Linked DNA regions of Homo sapiens: region 2 is linked to region 1. A link is an interaction called in ENCODE POLR2A ChIA-PET data of the cell type or tissue named here. Cell type or tissue: Caco-2. All regions are shown on one strand. Region 1 overlaps NXN (nucleoredoxin). Region 2 overlaps ABR (ABR activator of RhoGEF and GTPase).

The links. Peaks named below come from ENCODE experiments on the same cell type or tissue, not always from the same donor. Only the 100,000 strongest peaks of a DNase experiment are listed, where the experiment ranks them.
Region 2: POLR2A ChIA-PET joins it to region 1 with 6 read pairs; 1 of 35 experiments calls an interaction of 5 or more read pairs at or near these places.

The regions. Positions count from the first base shown.
Region 1 is chr17:923,993-926,492 of GRCh38, forward strand. The region is part of intron 1 of NXN (nucleoredoxin); the gene reads right to left. Among named protein-coding and RNA genes, the nearest start is that of NXN, 55 kb to the right of the region's middle. RefSeq lists enhancers at 1-402, 403-958. In Caco-2, no CTCF peak of the experiment used is centred here; DNase peaks (open chromatin) are centred at 959 and 1,289.
Region 2 is chr17:1,046,373-1,048,872 of GRCh38, forward strand. All of the region lies in intron 16 of ABR (ABR activator of RhoGEF and GTPase), which reads right to left. Among named protein-coding and RNA genes, the nearest start is that of MIR3183, 25 kb to the left of the region's middle. RefSeq lists an enhancer at 1,921-2,500. In Caco-2, no CTCF peak of the experiment used is centred here; a DNase peak (open chromatin) is centred at 1,449.

The DNA of each region.
Region 1 (2,500 bases):
GTGCAAAATGTTAGCAGTGGGGAGGTTTATGATTCCTATATTCTAGTGCTTTTCTACATTTTTCAAATTCTCAAAAAGTTTTTTTTTTTTTTTGAGACAGGGTCTCACTCTGTTGCCCAGGCTGCCGTGCAGTGGCACGATTCTGGGCTCAAGGGTCTTCCCACCTCTGCATCCTGCATATCTGGGACCACAGGTGTGTATCACCAAACCCGACTAATTTTTTATTTTATTTATTTGGGACAGCTTATTTATTTATTTTTTGAGATGGAGTTTCGCTCTTATTGCCCAGGCTGGAGTGCAATGGCGCGATCTCGGCTCACTGCAACCTCCACCTCCTGGGTTCAAGCGATTCTCCTGCCTCAGCCCCCCGCGTAGGTGGGATTGCAAGGCGTGAGCCACTACGTCCGGCTAATTTTGTATTTTTAGTAGAGATGGGGTTTCACCATGTTGGCCAGGCTGCTCTTGAACTCCCAACCTCAGGTGATCCGCCCACCTCGGCCTCCCGAAGTGCTAGGATTACAGGGATGAGCCACTGCGCCCGGCCGATTTTTAATTTGTTGTTGTGATAGAACATACATAACAGAAAATGTCCTATTTCAAGTGTGTTCCGGTGGACCGTCCTGCAGCATTAGGTGCATCTCCTGTTCTGCTACCATCACCACCATCTGTCTCCAGAACTTTCCATCTTCCCAAACTGAAATTCCGTCCTCAGTAAAGACTAACTCCGTTCCGTTCCGTTCCGTTCCCCTGCTCCCCAGCCCCAGCCCTTGGCAGCACCAAGCCTCATTCAGTTTTAAAATGCAAACATTCAAAGACCAAGCCTCATTCACACCTTCGGTGTAAGTTACTTTCATCTGCGAAACTCCCATCACTCAGAAAGGAATGCCCAGGTAAAGGCAGGAAGTACAGGTACACAGAGCTGGAGACAGGCCTGGGTGGCAATTTGGGATGGGGGTTGGGAGAAGAGATTTTACAAGTCAGATGGGAAGGAAAAGTAACTATTTGCTTTGAGGTTTGGCCCAGGGCCTTGGGAGCAGCCGGCGGATTCAGGTGTAAGAACTAGCCACCAAAAGCCTCTGCATCTCTTGTTCAAAGCTGATTGTCTCAGGTTTGACTGTCTCAGGCTTTGGTGTCTCGCAGAAGCACCAAAGGAGAGGACAGGGAGGAAGAAAGAAGGGGTGGAAAGGAGATACAGAGACTTAAGTCAAGAATGAGGCCTCCCGCCTCCCGGAAAGCAAACCTAGGAATACTCTTGACAGCTGGTCACACTGCACCTGCCTGAACAAGTCCAGTGACGGGTACAAGGAGGCCCCAACATTCCAGAGAAGCACATCCAGGCAGCTTCAGAAACCCCAAACCCAGGAACACAGAGGAGGCTGGAGAGGCTTCTGGCTTTTTCCTGATTGACTGACTGAGACAGAGTTTTGCTCTTATCACCCAGGCTGTAATGCAATGGCGCGATCTCAGCTCACTGCAACCTCCGCCTCCCGGGTTCAAGCGATTCTCCTGCCTCAGCCTCCCGAGTAGCTGGGATTACAGGCGCCCGCCACCATGTCTGGCTAGTTTTTGTAGTTTTAGTAGAGACGGGGTTTCACCATGTTGGCCAGGCTGGTCTTGAACTCCTGACCTCAGGTGATCCGCCCGCCTCAGTCTCCCAAAGTGCTGGGATGACAGGCGTGAGCCACTGTGCCCAGCTCCTGATCTGTGGTGGTTGTTGCTGCTGTTAATGTCTCACCTCTCACTACAACTCCCCATTCAACTTTCTCTAAAACCACCTCACTCATACAAACGTTGCCCTGGCTCAAGCAACTGCTAAAATGCTCACGAACGTCCCTGTTCCCCAAGAAGTACATGGTGGGCTTGCTCCCAGCACAGCAAAAAGTCATCATTCCAGTCTTTAGTTTATCCAAAACTCCCTTTCTCTGGCTAAGAGCTATCACTTCTTTAGATAATCTTTGCTTTTTCTTCCCTGATATCACCAATAGTAGCAGCTGATTCTCGTTGCAAAAGAGCCATTTTTCACAAAGAAAGTTTTAATGACTTAAGAGTTAGCAGCTGGGCTGCAATGCAAATCTATGTCTTAGCAGAATTATGACCTGTCAGGAATCTCTGGGATGGATGAAAGCTCTCAAGATTCAAGACAATGTTAGATCCGCACATTCTCAGTATCTACCGTCTCTGTCTCTATTTTTCTCCTCCTTCCCTCTTTCAAGAGACGGATCTCACTCTGTCACCCAGGCCGTAGTGCAGTGGCACCGTCAATGGCTCACTGCAGCCTCAACCTCCCGGGCTCAAGCAATCCTCCCACTCCAGCCCTCCAAGTAGCTAGGACTACAGGCATGCACCACTACACCCGGCTAATTTTTTTATTTTTTATAAAGACAGGGTCTTGTCATGTTACCCAGGCAGGTCTCGAACTCCTGGGCTCAAGCGATCCTCCCGCCTCAGCCTCCCAATGCTAGGATTACAGGCGTGAGCCACTGTGCCCGGCTCTCCTCCC
Region 2 (2,500 bases), 120 kb after region 1:
TAATCCGCCCGCCTCGGCCTCCCAAAGTGCTGGGATTATGGGCGCGTGCCACCACGCCTGGCTAATTTTTGTATTTTTAGTAGGAAAGGGGTTTTGCCATGTTGGCCAGGCTGGTCTCGAACTCCTGACCTCGTGATCAGCCCACCTCGGCCTCCTGCTCTTTCCCGCACGTGCTCCTCTCCTTCCTCCCAGGGGCACCAGGCACAAGTGTCCCCTGCCCAGAGGACTCCAAGACAAAGGACGCTCACCTTATGCCATAAAGCAGCACCTCAGCTGCTTCTCCAGGCCATTAGCCATGCCACGGCCCTCTGTCCGGGCTGGGGGATTCGTTGACAAAGGCCTGAGACGTGGGGACATGGCACAGAGGAGGGAACATGGCCTTTCCCACATACCATACGCAGAGATGCCTTGGCCAAGGTACTTAACCTCAGTACCCCAGTGTCCTCATCTGTAAGATGGGGAGGAGGGACTGTCATTCTCCCTGGAGGATCACGACAAGGATCACACGAGGAGATGGCATTTGGGAAGCGGCCTCCAGGAGCACAAGTGCTGGACACACATTGGTGACGCATGCTGCCGTCTGTCTGTCACTAAATGCTTCCCCCACCCCACCCCGCCGCTGAGACTCCTGCCCCACTGCCCCATCAGGCGACCCAGAGTGGGGGCCTCATCACAGCAGCAAATGCCTGCGCTTAGGCCGTAGGGCCCCTTGCTTTCTCTGGATGGGCTGCTGGGAGGGGGCTTAGAGAGAAGTGGGGGCCTCAGAGACTGCCCTCCTCCTCCTGCCTTTCCTACAGGCCCCCTGAATATCCCCGAGGGCTGGGCCCTATCTCAAAGCCACCTCCGACTATGTCCTCAGCGCCTGCTGGCGGGCAGAAAGACTGCATTCCAGAGGCTAGTGCCAGCTCCCTTCCTTAGATGTGTGGCCGGAGTGAAGGCAGAGACAAGCTGTGGGGACAGACCGTTCCGTGGCTCCGTGGGGCCCGGGTTCGTGGGAACAGCTCCGTGTGGACTCGTCACCCAGCCTGGCCATCCACGGTGGCTCTGAGGGCAGTCACGGGGCGAGACTTTCTAAGCCACAGCCCGCCCCTGGGGCATGCCTCCCCCACCAAAGGCAGGCTGGTGAGATGGTTCTGCAGCGGAGGGCCAGGGCCGGGCCTTGGCATGCTGAGTGCTGGGGGACTTCAAAGGCCTGCAGGGGACTCTGGCTCTGAACTGTCCGCTCACAGGCCCAGGTCAGCTGGCAGCAGGAAGGTTTATGTTTCTTTTAATATCAACTCCCAGGCATTTAACATTCCTCGAAGCTTAAACACAGAAACATTTTCCTTACCAGACTCTGCCTTCTGCTTTGCCAAACATAACCTGGCTTCCTCCCTCCCCCACTGCCTCCATCTGCTCCTGTCTCCAAGAGGCTTGCAGTGACTGATGGTGTGTTTCCCCCGGGGCTTGTGCAGCTGAGTGAGAAGGAGGGAAGCAATGGGGCTGAAGTCCAGGTGGGGGAATGTGCCCTCGGGCCTTGGGAGCTGAGTTCTCGAGGGGCTGGGGCCCACCGTGCCCACGGGGCTGGCTGCCCGGCACATCCTTGTAACTCTTCTATTCCACAGCCACCAGTGGCCCAGGGAGTGTGGCGTGGCGACCACTCGTCTCTTGCCTGGGCGTCTCCTGGGGCTGCACAGGCCAGCCCAGAACCCTTCCGTGCCTGTCCCTCTAGCCCAGCCCAGGGACAGGGAGATGGGGCTCCCTCCCCTTATCCCCACAGAGAGCAGGTCCCAGGGACTGAATCTCTAGAGCCCATTTCCTAAATCACGAAGGACTGGCTGGCAGTTGCCTGGCAGCCCTGTCTCCCTAGTGACGAGTACTGAGAAGCAGGGTGCAGACCCCACAGCATCGGAAAGAGACGTGTTTAGGAACACGGGGCGTATGCGGCAGAGGCCAGGCCCCTCCACGTGGGGCCCCTGGTTCAAACACTGGAGCCTGAGATGGGGCAGCGAGTGGGAGACCCACACAGCTCCCCAGGGGCAATGCTACCAAGGACCTGCAGGTAAGAGCCAGATACCAAACTCGGTGGCCATGACAATGCATCAGAGAACAAATGCTTCCTGCTAAAAAGCATCGTTCAGCTCCCTGTTGTAGACGGAGCCATCGCAGCCTGCGCCTGGATCACCTCTTGGGCCACGGTCAAGAAGCTCGGCGCCCAGCTGCGCCTGGATCACGTCCGGGGCCACGGTCAAGAAGCTCGGCGCCCAGCTGCGCCTGGATCACGTCCGGGGCCACGGTCAAGAAGCTCGGCGCCCAGCTGCCGCCTGGATCACCTCCGGGGCCACGGTCAAGAAGCTCGGCGCCCAGCTGCGCCTGGATCACGTCCGGGGCCACGGTCAAGAAGCTCGGCGCCCAGCTGCGCCTGGATCACGTCCGGGGCCACGGTCAAGAAGCTCGGCGCCCAGCTGTGCCTGGATCACGTCTGCGGCCACTGTCAAGAAGCTCAGCACGCCCAACGCCC